Regions from separate parts of the Mus musculus genome. Here region 1 is linked to region 2. Evidence: chromatin loops called from intact Hi-C (ENCODE). Cell type or tissue: left cerebral cortex. All regions are shown on one strand. Each heading gives the region's core, and the rest is flanking DNA. Links, peaks and the distances in the headings are about the cores only.

Region 1 (8,000 bases), core at 1-8,000, 680 kb before region 2:
TTGCCTCAAATCCCATGCTCGGCTTCCCCCGTCTATCTTGGGCTTCTGGCATTGCTGCCTCACCTGCTCCAGGTAGCTCCTTGCTGTGATAAGCTACTAGGTGTCCATTTCAGATCTGGTTCTTGAACCTTTTGGATAAAACATGTATAGATGGTCACATTAGACCAACAGAAGACTTGGGACCACACAGGAACATATGATCAAGTTCAAAACATGCAATCTTGGTTTGAAGCCTAGAGATTTCTAAGAGTGCCCCAACACGACTCAGCCAAGAATTCTCTTTCTCAAGGTGTGCCAACCCTCAGGTGGGACACAGAGGATCCCCAGGCATCCTGGGTAGGTAGGCTGCCAATGTTCTTTTGGCTAACTTCAGACTGACACTTGGCTGTCCTTCTTTGGAAGGGTGGCTCTGCCAGGCAACTTGATCTACAAAGTTGTGTTTCTAAAATGTTCATGACTCCCCATGTGGGAGTCAGGGAGGGGGGACTCCATCATTTATATAGCCACAGGGGAAGGCGTCTCTGCTTCCTAGGCTCTGTAAAATAAAATAAAAAAAAGTACACCAAGTCTTCAGCCATGGAGTCATTGCTACTACTAGTGAGCATGGCTGAAGTTATTGTTCTCCAGCTTCATTTATTATGGCTAGGTGGATGTAGATCTCTTAGAGTAGGCTCTGGTTATTTCTTAGGCTGTTTTATGTGTAAGAGCCATTTCTAAATGCCCTTCTCCCCTGTGCCTAGCTATTCTCTTTTAATCCAACCCCTGACATTTACCCCTGCACCCGCAACCCCAACCCTAACCCCAATACACACACACACACACACACTCACACCTGGGTTCTCTAAGCCCACACTCTCATGCACTGAGTTTCATCTGTGCATTTATGAAGCCATTGCTACTGGAAGATCATGATTAAAGGGTCATGCAGCTAGAGGAAAGCCCAGAACACCAAGGGCAGTAAAGCTCTGGTGAAGGAAGAGTCTGGCTGGCAGGGAGGGGCAGACAGGTGGAGACGGGAGGAATGGCTATGGAAGGTTTCCTCTGTGTCTATACTGGAAAGCTTAATCTGGTAGCTCGCCTTGACTCAAGGAGACAGCTGCTAGTCCAGGAAGGAAGGACAAGTGTCTTTCTTCAGTAATAAAGCTTGAAGATTGAAGATGTGGCTTGTTCTCCCTCTGAGTCTGTCTGTAGACCCCATTCTCTTTGCATGTTGCAGAGGCTTAGAGGCTCAGTGTGCCTGGTCTTGGGTGCAGATCTATGTCTAATCCCAGATGCAATTCTTCCACAATTCCAGATTGGTGGTTTATGAGTTCCCACCTCTAGTCCCATTCTAAGAGTCAGGAGGCTCAAATGTGCTCAGCTGTGAATGCAGGCACATAACCCTCCATAGAGTCTAGACTGCTTCGGAACTCCGAGGGCCTCCTGGACGGGAACTGACAGAATATCTGCAGCAGGTATCCGGCTCTGTTCTCCAGTGCCTGGAGACACCACCTTCCTTGGTTTCTCCAGGACATACTACAAAGGAGTAGGTGGCTCTTGTCTTCCAGACCCTCCTTTTTAATGTGATGTAGAGGCAAAAAGAGGCAGAAAAAAAAACATGTGCAGCAGTCTCATCTTCCCTAACGAGTCAAAGCATGGCAGATTTAGTTATTGAAAACAAAACTTCCGGTTACATTCAGTCACCGGCTCCTATTTCATCTCTGACCCTCGATCAGCGGTTCTCAACCTTCTGGATGCTGCGACCCTTTCATACAGTGCCTCATGTTGTAATGACCTCCCAACTGTAAAATTATTTTTGTTGCTACTTCATAGCTGTAAATTTGCTACGGTTATGAACTGTAATGTAAACATCTGAGATGCAAGATAAATGGTATGGGACTCCCCTCCCCAAAAGGGACTGTAACCCACAGGTTGAGAACCGCTGCCCCAGAAGTTAGTGAACAGAGATGTAAAGGGGAATTTGGATTGGTGGAAAGACACTTGCTGGAGGAGAATCTGGCAAGACGATGTGCTGTATGTGTTGTCAGTGAGTCTGATGAAGAATTAGTGAGCTGGGGTTCATGGTCAAGGGCAGATAGAAAGGGGCATAAGCTTCTCACACTCAGGAATGTGTAGACAGTGTCGTCATGGTTCTCGGTCCAATTCTCATAAACTATTGGATGATTACAGATGATGGGCAGTTTGATCTAGGTGAAGCAGGGAGGCTTAGGAATCCAACATCGGGACGTAGGTGTCAGGAGGTAGACTAAAAAAGAATAGTTATGCACGGAGGAGAATAGTTGGCATTTTAGGAAATACAAACAGGTGTCCAGGGAACTTAGGTCATTCCTAATTTCCAAACTGCGTGAGAGCCAAGAGGATGGAGATAAAGGGAGATTGGGGCTTGTGAATGGATTAAGGGCTTTAGGAAAACAGTCCTAAGAAAACTACCTCAAGTAGAAGATATAAATTAGAGTCTCTACTTTCATGTTTTGAAAAAGCATAAATGAGGTATGGACCTGTATTTGTCAGGGTTCAGAGTATTTGTCTGTCAGAGTAACAGAACCAATGGGATGAATAATCACACACAGGCAGACACACACACACACTCTCACAAACATGCACACACACATACAGAGATACACACAGACATACACAGAGAGACACACATTCACTATCACACAGACAGACAGACAGACAACAAGAGAATCATACCTGGAAGCTGAGAACCTGGTAAGTACTCTGTCCTTGAGGCTGGAACACTCAGCACTTAGTCTCAGTCTGGCACTAGAAGCTCTGAAGGTTCCTGGAGAAGTGCTGGTCCCTAGTCCCAAAGAAAACCTGGGCACATTGGTCCTAACATTAGCATAGGAATCAGCAGCAGCAATGGGACAGATTAACTCAATGGCAAGAGGGAAGCCAGGCAAGCAAAAGGTAGGTGAAATAAATTTTCTCTGCCACACCCTTTTTTAATCTGCACCAATACCAGAAGGTAACACCCATCCGCACATCAATCAAAGAAACCAGGATGCTTTCCAAGGGAGGCTCCTTAGTCAGGTGATTCTGATATGTGGCAAGTAGACATTAAAACTAACTATAACACTTGTGAGTGGAAACCACTCTAATCTTCTGACCAAGCAAAGGGGCAGTGAGAGGGCAGAGTTCAGGCCCTGAGAGATGCCCAGAGGCACTGTGACTCACATGGGTCTGGGAATAGGAATTTGAATTCTGTCATCATTAGGAAGAGAAAAGAAGTAATTAAGAAAATAATTATGGGACCTTGTCTCTTTTAATTAGACCATATATTTAGTAAATTCAAGAATTATGGGTGGTGAATGTTTGTTTTTTGGCAAAAATATCTCATGGTCTCCTAATGGAAGGCATTGTTAACTAGAAACAGACTGTCTTCATATGGAGAGAAAGTGAGTTAGTGACTGTCATTCCCTTAGGAGAGAGGTCCCTGACGTTATTCCAGCGCTTGTCCTATTCAGTCCTCGACTGTTTGACTGCTTTTTTAAACTTCACGAGTCAGACACCAACGTGGGGTTGCTGATCGAGTTTGTAGGTAACAGTTGGGAAGCAGAAGTAACGCCATAAAAGACAGAATCAAAATTCAGAGCTACCCAACAGCTTTGAATGCTAATTTGAAATCTGCAAGACAAAATGTTAGCGGGCTAAATCTGGAACCGAGTGTTTAGGTTGAAACAAAACGGAAGCAGTACAAATAGGGAGACATGCCGCTTACTATTTATTTGTGTGGAAAAAAAAAAAAAACACGAGCTGATCACATGCTTACTCCCAGTGCACTACTGATGAAGAATACTAATAACACACATTTTAAACACTTGGCTGTCTTAAACGTTTACATCGACTCTGCTCTCTGTGCTGGTAAGAACCTACGCGGAGTCATGGACTGTCCTAGAGACCTGGTTTCAAGGACGCATTCCACAAAGCACCTGTGCAGAGGAGAGAGCAGCCTGCCGGGTTGGGTGTGGCCAGCGTCTCAGTGATAGTATGTTGCCTGGTCCACAGAAGCTGTTCATCAAGAGGTTCCTCTATCATGAGGTGAAGGCTTGAGAACTTGTAGCAATGGATGCTAGAAAAGAAAATAAGAGTTTGGCTCCAGGAAAGAGATGGAATGAAGTTCCACCCAGAAGTATGTCTAATTTGCTGCACTCAGGGTGGATGATTCAGAATGTCAAAGATACCACCCACCCATTCCACCAAGGATCATCTGAGACCCAGTATTCAGGGCAGGAAGGACCCTGGAAGAGAGAATTACTAGGGTATTAAGTGTGGCTCATAGATAAGAGAAGGCCTGCAGGCAGACAAGGAGAGGCTCCTTGGTACAAAAGGAGGCTGAGTTTACAGTCAGCGTTTATTAAATGCCAAATAAATCGAACAATCTAGAGTCACCCATGTGTATGCCGTTGGCTCCTAGCCAGAGTCTCCGCAACTGTTAACGGCAGCAGTTCCAAGATCATTAGCTATTGCCCTTGGGTTCCCAGTAGGACTTCTGTAGTCCAGCACCAGCCATCCTTGCCCGAGAGAGCTCTGTCCTAGTCATTGGTACCCACAAGGCATGGAGGTATTAGGCAGTTTCCCAGGAGTCTTTGCTATCACCCCTTCTGTTGTTCACTGTGCAGCACATTGGTTGCACAAACACTGTCATCTTCCACCTTAAGTAAGAGACCACTTCACATCATTTTTCCAGCCTACAGTCCCTCCCTTGGCAAAATGAGCTTCCCAATGCCCTGCCCGCAGTGTCCCTCTCCACAGTGGCCAGCTCTCTGTACCTATGGCATTTCTTCTCACAGAATGTTCTCACGGGGGCCCCAGGGTTTGTCTGTCAAAATAGCTGCCTCTGTTTCAAGGTGGCCTCCCCACTTCCTCCACACCCAGTGCCACGCCTCCCTCTAAGCATTCCAAACTTCTCCTTTGTAGTAACGTCCTGGTCCTGTTGCCCTTCCATTTAGTCCAGTTCTGCAGCATCTAGGAGTCTGACCTTGAAGAGTGGCATCCCTGACCTTCTGCCTCCTCCAATCTCTGTAGTGTTTACAGTCCACTCCCCGAGTGTGAACTGCTTCCTCACTGCCCAGCTTTGTTCTTCTCCATGTCCTCTTCCACTTCTCAATCACGTGAAGAGCCCCGAGAGCATGGCTTTTCCATAGATCCCAGTGCCGGTTGGATGTCTAGCAGTGTTGAAGCAGAAGGAAGGATGCTCAGAGTTCTAAGGCACAGTAACAGAGATGGTCCCTTAAGGGCTGCACATGTTTCTAAGTAGCTCTGATTTCATGCTCAAACGCCTGGGTGAAGTTGGGTGAGTCTCTTGGATCCAGAATGAGGTACAAACAGGCCAACTTCCCCATCTCCTTAAGACACCATCAAAGCCTGCTGGGACACAGGTATATTAATGATTGAAAACAACCGAGTCCCCTCATTCTCTGACACTACCCTGTGGGATTCTAGCAGTCCTCTCCCAGCTAGAGGCCAGCTGGTTTTTGCTGGAACTTCTCAAGTTCTAGAATCAGTTGTCACAAGTGGACTGCAAATGTGCTTGCTACTGCTATTAGTTCTAAACTCAGAATGCGCACTGTGCCTAGACAAGGGCAGTGGGTGTCTCCCCCAGTTCTTAGTCTCCACATGTCACCTGCAATTTACAACTGTGAGCTTTCTGTTTTGCCCTGAACTCCTAGTGCTTGTAAATGTCTCCATAACCTTTCAAATACCCCCACATAAGACTTCTAGTATCCCCCAGAGCTCACTTCAGCCACTTCTGGTTGATCTTCTGGTACAGAGCCTCTGACAGTAGGAAAGTATGTCTTCTGCTTCCAGAAATATTTGGTGTCACACGAGAAGGCACCAGACAGCAGTGAAGCCATGCTCTTCATGAACGTGTTTACAAGTTAGATTTTTATTGGAGATCTGTGAACTAGGGGATGAGAAATCTGGGGGTATGCTTATTAATAAAGCACTAACAATCAGACATTTAAGTCCACATTTACCCCTTTTATGCCAAAGATATGGAACCTATGAAAAACGGAAACACAAACATAGCTAACACTTCTAAAGTATTCCTATTAATAACAATTGTGTGAAGGCCACACCGTCACTATAAAATGCCACATATTATGGGGATCTATTAATCTAATATTGCCATCATCACCTCTAAAAATATTTCCCAACATTCACAACCAGAGAACATCTTCTGAAACCTGTCTCCCAGGGGTTGGCTGTGCCTGCCTCTGCTGCTGACTTGAATCCCTGTTCACTGTCTGGTGATTCATTGTACTAAATACCATTTTCCTGATAATTAAAAACTGCTCACTGGCAAGTGGGAGCAGGAACAGGCTGATGCGGGATTTATGCAGAAACACAAAATGAGCCGAAAGACAAATGACCTGTTCCGCCTAGCGAAAGGCAATTTTTTCCCTTCCTCGTCTTCTGGGATTTGAGAGACGCTGGCTAGAGCTTGGGAGCATGGTCTGAGGAGATCTGTCATCATATGAGGAGGTGTTTGCAAGGGGATCCATTGTATTCATGTGCTTAGCCAAATCACTCTGTTAATTTAGAACACATAGACCCCTGCCTGCAGTTGGAGGACCTGGGTGAGGGACATCTTTTCCTCCTGCCTTACTGGACGCTTAAGAGGCTGTGGCTAGAGGAAAGGCTGAGTTTGAGCCATTTCTTAGACTTTGACTGAGTTTTCCCAGTTTCCTTTCTCCATAAATTCTTTTACCCAATGTCAAGCAAAATGAGGAGTAATTCCGATGGACGCAGTAGATGCAGGGTTTAGGACATTCATTTTGGTTAGAGAGTTCAACAGATCAGAGTCTTGGGCTTTAGCAGCTTTCTTGGCTCCTGGGAAATGTCCCAGTGACAGCCAAAGCTCACAGACACAGCACAGCAGCTGTGGTGTTCCACGTATGTTCACGTGTGTGCAAATGCAGGCACACATGAATCCACACTTCTCAATTCCTCAGACGTCTCTTGGGAAGTTAAGAGCATGTGTCATCACAGGGCAGACACTTTTCCCATCTGAGTGCACTTTGTGACACATTACTGGCCTAAAGAATGGAGGCTCTGTCAAGAGATGAGTCTTTTCCCTTCTGGGAATAGCTTCTTCCCCAAACTGGCTGGGACCAATATCTGTAAAGCTCATTAGCTCAGAATCCTTCCCCATTCATCCTCATATATGTCTTTACTTGCAAGCCATTCATTACAGCCCATTCTAGATTGTTTAATTAGTTTCCATGGAAGAACTCCTTCAGGACAGCTTAGCATACATCTTTAAAAGCCCTTGATCTAAAATAACAAGGTAGTTATTTTGAAAATAACTAATATAACCCTAAATGGCTTATATTTCCCCCACTGCCCACCGGGCCTCACTCCCTTTTTTACCTCCCTGGACACATCCAAGAAAAAAAAATTGATAACAGTAATGAGTCTATTAGTCGGGGAGTCTTCACAGTACATGGGGCACTGCACTGGGCCTGCCACTTGTCATAGGGTCTTTATTCTCACAGGCAAGCTGAAAGGAAAGTCACATTTCCCCTGTTGGTGGAGAAGCTGTTATAAGAGATAAGTCTGAACTTGCTGTATCATGCAGGATTAATAAAGTATTTTGGGGTTCTAATGTCATCTACAGATATCAGCACCAGGGGATATACAGAATTAGGAGGGAAGGTCACAGCTCATTGACACTATCCTGGTGTCCCTTTTACCCTCTTTTTTTCCACCTTGAGTGTTTTTATTTTGCTTTATCTGTCTCCTTCATCCTCCCATGGGTTATGTCTGACCGCCATCATCAGCATCTGTGTTGCTTTGCCTGACTGCTTTCTCTGGCCCTAGAGCCTCCCTCTTACCTATGTTACTGGCATTTTGACTATGCCAATCACTATGGAAACACCTCAGCTCTCTTTCCTAAGGAGGGCCCATTCTGAAACTGTGGTTACCCAGCAGAGCTCACAGAGTAAAGATGAAGCCAGTGGTAATAACCCACAATAGTCAGTGGCTCATGG
Region 2 (8,727 bases), core at 434-8,433:
TTCTGGGGGCACCAAATAAGCAACTGATATACACACAGACAGAACATTCAAAACACATAAAAATAAATAAATATTTTTTAATTTTTTTGGATTAGGCAATGATTTTTTGGATATGACATCAAAATAGGTATAATAAAAGAAAATATAAATAAACCAGCCTCCAATTTTTAGAACACATTTAGTTAGTTAGTTAGTTAGTTAGTTAATATGTGTGTTTGTGGGGGGGTTAGAGAGAGGGAGCGCGTGCGAGAGAGAGAGAGAGAGAGAGAGAGAGACCAGGTATGCCATGTCATGTATGTATGTCAAAAAAGACCTTTCAGAAGTGGGTTCTCTTCTTCTTCCACCACATGAGTTGCAGGGACCAAACTCAGGTCACCCGTTCTAGCATTAAGCACCCTCTGAGCTACTTCAATGGCTCTGACCTCCAATTTAAAAAACAAAATCAAAACTGTTCTTCACGAGACACGAAAAAGAAGAAGGAGGAGGAAGAGGAGGAGGAGGAGGAGGAGGGAGGAGGAGGAAGGAGGAGGAGGAGGAAGAAGAAGAAGAAGAAGAAGAGGAGGAGGAGGAGGAGGAGGAGGAAGAAGAAGAAGAAGAAGATGATGATGGTGATAGTTGTTTGACTTGATGGGGTATAACTGTAATCTCAGCACTTGAAAAGCAGAGGCAGGAGTTTCCCCACAGTTTAAGCCTAGCCTGGTGTCTTAGTCAGGGTTTCTATTCCTGCACAAACATCATGACCAAGAAGCAAGTTGGGGAGGAAAGGGTTTATTCGGCTTATACTTCCATGCTGCTGTTCATCACCAAAGGAAGTCAGGACTGGAATTCAAGCAGGTCAGGAAGCAGGAGCTGATGCAGAGGCCACGGAGGGATGTTCTTTACTGGCTTGCCTCACCTGGCTTGCTCAGCCTGCTCTCTTATAGAACCCAAGACAACCAGCCCAGAGATGGTCCCACCCACAAGGGGCCTTTACAACTTGATCACTAATTGAGAAAATGCCTTACAGTTGGTCTCATGGAGGCATTTCCTCAACTGAAGCTCCTTTCTCTGTGATAACTCCAGCTGTGTCAAGTTGACAAAAAACTAGCCAATACACCTGGTAAACACGGGAAGTTCTAAGCCATGTCTCAGTAGTAAAACCCATTTTAAAAACCTAACCAGCCAGGCAGTGGTGGCGCACGCCTTTAATACCAGCACTCAGGAGGCAGAGGCAGGTGGATTTCTGAGTTCGAGGCCAGCCTGGTCTGCAAAGTGAGTTCCAAGACAGCCAGGACTACACAGAGAAACCCTGTCAAAAAAAAAAAAAAAAAAAAAAGCCTAACCAAAAATTTAAAGAAGGAAATGATAAGGAGACAATAATATATGCAAGTAATAGTCCTAATAAGGAGCTTGTCTCTACAATACACTAAGAACTCTTACAGCTCTGCAGTGGGAAGCTCAAGACCAGTGAGATGGCCCAGTGAGTAAAGGACATTGCCACCTAAGCAAATGTCCTGAGTTTGATCCCAGAACCCAGGTAAAAAGCCAGACACAGTGGAGTATTCCTGAACTCAAGTTCAAATCAAATCCATTCACTGTATTGGTTAGATCTTTTCTTTGAGAGGGCCAGAATCTTGCTATGTAGCCCTAGCTAGCCTGAAATTCAATATATAGATCAAGGTGGCTTTGAGCTCAGAGACCTACTTACCTCTGGCTTCCACGTACGAGGATTAAAAGCATGCACCACACCAAGCCAGCATAAATTTTTTTTAAGTTATATAGATGGTACCTGAATTGTATCTCAATCTTTTAAGACAAGGTAATGACCCCTTACATGGTTCTTCTGTAGACAAACTTTAAGTCCCTCTCTTGCCTGCAGTATGGATACCTGACGCTCACTGTTCACAGTAATCTACAACTGTGGTTCTCCAAGCATGGAGCCTGAGTGAAGGGACCTTGGGGGCTCCTTAACAAATTTCCTGGCCCTCCTAGTGAATCCTAAACTTTGGGCTGGAATCCAATTAACAAGTATCTCAACAAGATGTTCAGCGAATCAGGATGCCCACTGAGGAGTTAGATTCGTGGTCTGCTTCTCTGGAGAAGGAGAAATAGAAGCTCTACCTCCCTAGGGCAAGTTTGACTCTACAAATCCCTACTAGCTCCATCGTCTGGATATTTAGTGGGCCCTGGGCTTTGCTTTGAACTCATTGGTTCTTTTCAGTCTTTCTCTACAAAGTTAAGCCATGGCCTGCTCTGTGTGTGACCATTCCCTCTTACCGTCATGGTTTTCCTCCTTTTTGTGGCCAGTGTGTTACTGCAGATACCCCAATATCTGGGTGTGGATAGGAGTGCTGGTAGACCTTACTTCTTAACCTTGGGACCTTGAACATATGAACATCTGGACCTCTGGAGCATGTATTTGACTCCAGATTGCTGTGTCTTTGGGGCACAGAGGTTCCTCTAACCTCTGGAGAAAAGGGACACATGTCAGTCCAGAATAGGAGCATAACTTGGTAATGGCATCGATGTGTATCTCCAATTCCTAGCTCCTACCATCGTGGGACTTATCACATCTCCAGGGTTATCCATCCCAGGTGAACCTATTTCATTAGCCCTCACCTGCACCTGTGCTCTCAATGTTCCCATAGAACAGCTAAGCTCACGGTCACTATATGCTCGTCGGAATTTGCTGAGAGATTCAAGAGCCCAGGTAGTCAACGCAGGGTCTCTGAGAATCAGTGGTAGAAACCAACGGCCTCATATAAACAGCCCAGCCCTACTCTTGCACAGGCAAATGAGACATGTAAATGCTATGACCGTTCACTCGTATGAGTCATACCTAGGAAAATGGGTGAGTTCTGCAAGCCATGTTAAATGTGCAGGCATGTGAGTGTGTAGAACATATCCAGAGACCTGACGATAAACATCTCTCTGGCTCCCTTCCTGCAGCAAAGAGCAGACGTAGAAGAAAACCTAACAACTGAAAACCCAGAGCTAAGTTATCAGAAAGCAAATTAAAGCTGTTGGGTATTTTTGTTGAAACATCTCCACCTCTGAAATCTAATTTCTCCCAACTTTCCATATAGGATCCTGTGTTGTATTATTTATAAGAAAATAATATTCTGCCCTCCCTTGACAGCATTTCCAGGCTGCAGAACCCACAGCAGCCATGGAGTAACAGAATAATTTTGGTAATGTTTCCATAGCTACCTTGCTTCGAAGTGAGGTTTATTCTGTTTTAAAGTCTACTGACCTATTCACATCCGTATTTGAGGTATTTTCAATCTAATCCCTTACCTGCCTATTATCGTCTAATGTGCTTGTGATTTCTGTATTTAAGAGGCCCTGGATGCATAAATATGGTAAGCTTTCTAGTTACATGTAACAATACGATTTTTCCCCTCCCTACTCCTTTCCCATGTGTATTCATTCTGTCTTTCCCTGGCACTGCAAGGCAAACCTGCCAGAGGTTTTTGGTCAGAAAGGCTGTTTAAGGTACACTGGCGCCCTCTTGTGGTCATTCTGGCTTTGTGGTTTTTTTTTTTTTTTTTCTTCCCAGGAGGCTTTCACTTTTTGCAAGAGAAAGGCTACCACAGTGGTTGTACCAGCTTAACAATCCCACCAACAATGGAGGAGTGTTCCTCTTTCTCCATATTCTCACCAGCATCTGCTGTCACCTGAGTTTTTTATCTTAGCTTGGTGGTTTCCTCAGAAAATTGGACATAGTATTACCTGAGGACCCAGCTATACCACTCCTGGGCATATACCCAAAAGATGTTCCAACATGTAACAATGCTATGACACATGCTCCACTATGTTCATAGAAGCCTTATTTGTAATAGCCAGAAGCTGGAAACAACCCAGATATCAGAGGAATACTCAACAAAGGAATGGATACAGAAAATGTGGTACATTTACACAATAAAGTACTACTCAGCTATTAAAAACAATGAATTCATGAAATTCTTAGACAAATGGATGGAGCTAGAAAGTATCCTGAGTAGGTAACCCAATTGCAAAAGAACACACATGGTATGCACTCACTGATAAGTGGTTATTAGCCCAAAAGCTTGGAATACCCAAGATACAATTCACAGACCACATGAAGCGCAAGAAGGAAGTTCAAAGTGTGGGTACTTCGGTCCTTCTTAGAAGGGGGAACAAAATACTCACGGGAGCAAATATGGAGACAAAGTGTGGAGCAGATACTGAAGGAAAGGCCATCCAGGGACTGTGCTACTTGGGGATCCATCCCATATTCAGTCATCAAACCCAGACACTATTGTGGATGCCAACAAGTGCTTGTTGACAGGAGCCTTGATATGGCTGTCTCCTGAGAGGCTCTGCCAGAGCCTGACAAATACAGAGGCGGATGCTCACAGCCATCCATTGAACTGATCATGGGGTCCCCAATGAAGGAACTAGAGAAAGGACCCAAGAAGCTGAAGGGGTTTGCAACCCCATAGGAAGAACAACAATATCAACCAACCAGAGCTCCCAGGGACTAAACCACCAACCAAGGAGTACACATGGAGGGAACCATGGCTCCAGCTGCATATACAGTAGAGGATGGCCTTGTCGGGCATCAGTGGGAGAAGAGACCCTTAGTCCCGTGAAGGCTCGATGCCCCAGTGTAGGGGAATGCAAAGGCAGGGAGGTGGGAGTGGGTGGAGGGGTGGAGGAACTCCCTCATAGAAGCAAGAGAGGGGATGGGATAGGGGGGCTTCTGGGGGAAAATCAGGAAAGGGGGTAACATTTGAAATATAAATAAATAAAATATTCAATTCAAAAAAGAAAGAGAGAGAAAGAAAGAGAGACAAAGAGAGAGAGAGAAAGAAAAAAGAAAGAAAGAAGGAAGGAAAGAAGGAAAGAAAGAGAGAGAGAGAGGGAGGGAGGGAGGGAGAGAGAGAGGGAGAGAGAGAGAGAGAGAGAGAGAGAGAGAGAGAGAGAGAGAAAGACAGACAGACTACCATAACCGCTCATTGTCTTGGGTGTCCTTGTGTCTGTGTCTTTTGCCCGTTGTGAGCAAGGAAGTCTGTCTAGAACAGGTGACCTCTGAGTGACAGTGTTCCCTGCTCTTTCCTCCAAAGCAGGCTTCGTTAATAAGGATGGCTGCTTTGGGTTAGTCTTGACCTGGAGCACACGAGGAAGATGATGGACCAAAAATATGTCAGAAAGATATGAAATGAAGAGACTCCATGGAAGGAGAAAGCAAGGCTCACTTCAGCCAAGCATAACCGATAAAAAACAGCATCAGGAATGAGCACCACCATGTGTCATTTCATAAGCTAAAAACATCAGTTCAGTGCTAGCCCAGAAATCAAAGCAAACTGATCAATAAAATTGTACTTAATTGAATGTCACTAATATTTCTTCAATAAGTAACTTTAAGGGGGATTAATGACAACATTTGGGAGGTGGAAGTAAGAGGATCATGAGTTCAAGGCTAGCCTGAGATACACAGAGAGACCCTCAAAAACCCAAACGGGGGGGGGGGGAGTGAACAGAATACAGTAGCACTGTCCAAGAAAATTTTTCATAAAGATGAAGTCTTCTGTGTCCACATTATAACACACAGTCATCACTCAGCAGTGCTGGTGTCTCGGTCTTGATTCCCATTGCTGTGATGAAACACTATGACAAAAAGAAAATTGGGAGGGAAAGCGTTTATTTGGCTTACATTATTTCCACATCCATGGTCATCACTGAAGGAAATCAGGACAGGAACTCAAGCAGGGCAAGAACCTAGAGGCAGGAGCTGATGCAGAGGCCATGGAGGGGTGCTGCTTCCTGGCTTGCTCCTCATCGCTTGCTCAGACTGCTTTCTTTTTGAACCCAGAGCCACCAGCCCAGCAATAACACATCCCACAATAGACTGGACTCTCCTCTATTGATTTCTAATTAAGAAAATGTTCTGCAGGCTTGCCTACTACACAGTCTTGCAGAGGCATTTTCTCAGTTGGGGATCTGTACTGGCTAGTTTTGTGTCAACTTGACACAGCTGGGGTTACCACAGAGAAAGGAGCTTCAGTTGAGGAAATGCCTCCATGAGATCCAACTGTAAGGCATTTTCTCAATTAGTGACCAAAGGGGAAAGGCCCCTTGTGGGTGGGACCATCTCTGGGCTAGTGGTCTTGGGTTCTATAAGAGAGCAAGCCGAGCAAGCCAGATGAGGCAAGCCAGTAAAGAACATCCCTCCATGGCCTCTGCATCAGCTCCTGCTTTCTGACCTGCTTGAGTTCCAGTCCTGCATCCTTTGGTGACCAACAGCAGTATGGAAATGTAAGCCGAATAAACCCTTTCCTCCCCAACTTGCTTCTTGGTCATGATGTTTGTGCAGGAATAGAAACCCTGACTAAGACAAACTGGTACCAGCAGAGTGGGGTATTCCTGTGACAATTTGACCATGTTTTGGGGAGGACTGTGGAAGGACTTTGGAACTTTGGGCTTGAAGATCCATCCGTTGTTAAGAGCTCTGTCGGATGTCGTGTAGGAGCTTGGAAGATAATGTTGAGAACACTGCAGAAGATGGAGCTCTGGTTTGTGAAATTTCAGAGGGAAAATTAAAGACTCTTTTCAGGGCCATTGCTGTTTTGATTGTGAAGATTCTGTAGTTCTGGTTAGCTGGGGCTGAAGAATCAGCTGTGATTAACAAGATACCAGAACTACCAAAGCAAAAACTTTGCATTACTGGGACTACTAATGCTGGTTAGCTGGAGCTAAGAAATTAGCGGTGATTAAGAAGAGACCAGCATCATTGAGGTGACATCTTCTGGGAAGTGTTTTCTGAAAGCACAAAGAGGCTGTGTTCCAGAGATGGCCAAGGTTGTACTCTTGCTGCAGCAGGACTTGGTAATATGTAAGGGTCACCCAGGTGGTACTGGTTTTGAAGGCATGAAGGGGTCACACAAAGCAGCTGAGGCTTGGCACTGTGAGAGGCTATGGAAGGCCATTGGTGAAGGTGCAGCCTCAGTTGAAATTGAAGGCCCAGGACTGAAGGGGTCATGCAGTGTTTTGGAGATGCCAGTACCATGAGATGACCACCAAGAGCAGCAGCAGCAGTGGAGTACAGGCATCTGGAGCCTAGAGGATGACGTCTGTGCTACAAAGGGCCTGGCTGGAGAAGTGACCCAAGCCCTTGGAGGAGCCCAGAAGATCGTGAGTTGGATCCCAGACATTGGACGGTTAGAGATTGACTTTTGCTTTTGATTGTGACTGTGCCCTGATATTTTCCCTCTTGAAGGAAGAAACTGTTTTAGTGGAGCCCACAGTTAAGAGACTTTTAATTGTAAAAAGACTTTGGATTTTAAAAGAGATGGACATTTTAAAGAGTTTGAAATTTTAAGAATATGTAAAGACTGTGGGACTTTTAAAGTTATTTAGATATTGGGGATGAATAAGATTTTAAGGGTTGAGGCTTACTAGTGATGTGTTTGTGTGTCAAGTTGACAAGGGGTCAATTGTACTGGCTAGTTTTGTGTCAACTTGACACAGCTGGGGTTACCACAGAGAAAGGAGCTTCAGTTGAGGAAATGCCTCCATGAGATCCAACTGTAAGGCATTTTCTCAATTAGTGACCAAAGGGGAAAGGCCCCTTGTGGGTGGGACCATCTCTGGGCTAGTGGTCTTGGGTTCTATAAGAGAGCAAGCCGAGCAAGCCAGATGAGGCAAGCCAGTAAAGAACATCCCTCCATGGCCTCTGCATCAGCTCCTGCTTTCTGACCTGCTTGAGTTCCAGTCCTGCATCCTTTGGTGACCAACAGCAGTATGGAAATGTAAGCCGAATAAACCCTTTCCTCCCCAACTTGCTTCTTGGTCATGATGTTTGTGCAGGAATAGAAACCCTGACTAAGACAGGATCCTTCCTCTCAAAGGACTCTAGCTGGTGTCACGTTGACACAAAATTAGCAAGCATGATTGACCCATTGTAACTTGACACACAAGACTTTAAGTCATAAGTTTATCTCTCTTGTTGTTGTTCATTCCCAAGATCTCAGACTAAAAAATATCACAAATATAAACATATTACCAACTTAAAATTCCCTCGGTCTTTACCAATTGAACTGTGAACACCAGGCAGTGGTGGCACGCACTTTTAATCCCAGCACTTGGGAGGCAGAGGCAGGCAGATCTCTGAGCTCGAGGTCAGCCCGGTCTACAGAGTTCCACGGCAGCCAGGGCTAAACAGAGAAACCCTGCCTCAAAAAAAACAAAAACAAAAAACTCAACTGTGGACACATAGTAAAGTTTAAAATAAGCTAAATACTTTCTTACTTCAAGAAGGAAGACCCGGGACACAGTCACAATTTGAACAAAGCAAAACCACACTCAGAACGATAATTCGATTTTCAATATCTGGGATTCACTCACCATCTTCTGGGCTCCTCCAAGGCGCTTGGGTCATTTCTCCAGCTCCGCCCTCTGTAGCACACACACGGCTTGTCTTCTAAGCTCAGGCCAGCTCCAGTCCACACCTGCTGCAGTTCTTGGTGGTCGTCCTGTGGTGCTGGCATCTCCAAACTACTGAGGTCTTCTACTCTAACTGGGCCGCACTTTACACGTTAGTCTCTCTGGGCTCTCTTTATGGTACAAAACCTCAACTTTTCTCCATGACCCTTTCAATCCTGGAGCTTCCACCGCTACTCTGGCTGCACTTTAGCCCCTCCTGCCCCTCTCACGGTGCCAACCTCGGCTGCTCTCCATGACCCATTCATGCCTTCAAACCCAGAAAACCGTGACTCTTACACA

The links. Peaks named below come from ENCODE experiments on the same cell type or tissue, not always from the same donor. Only the 100,000 strongest peaks of a DNase experiment are listed, where the experiment ranks them.
Region 1: it touches region 2 in a loop (2.5-fold over the local background); 12 of 42 quality-filtered maps call a loop at or near these places.

The regions. Positions count from the first base shown.
Region 1 is chr9:101,986,654-101,994,653 of GRCm38, reverse strand. All of the region lies in intron 9 of Ephb1 (Eph receptor B1), which reads left to right. Gm31326 (a long non-coding RNA gene) reads right to left here. Exons shown (of 2, transcript XR_003948211.1): 1 at 4,985-8,000; 2 at 1-4,075. Among named protein-coding and RNA genes, the nearest start is that of Gm31326, 6.3 kb to the right of the region's middle. In left cerebral cortex, for the core only: no CTCF peak of the experiment used is centred there; a DNase peak (open chromatin) is centred at 3,611.
Region 2 is chr9:101,308,952-101,317,678 of GRCm38, reverse strand. No RefSeq gene overlaps it. Among named protein-coding and RNA genes, the nearest start is that of Gm28979, 29 kb to the left of the region's middle. In left cerebral cortex, for the core only: a CTCF peak has its summit at 3,479 (motif pointing left); a DNase peak (open chromatin) is centred at 3,456.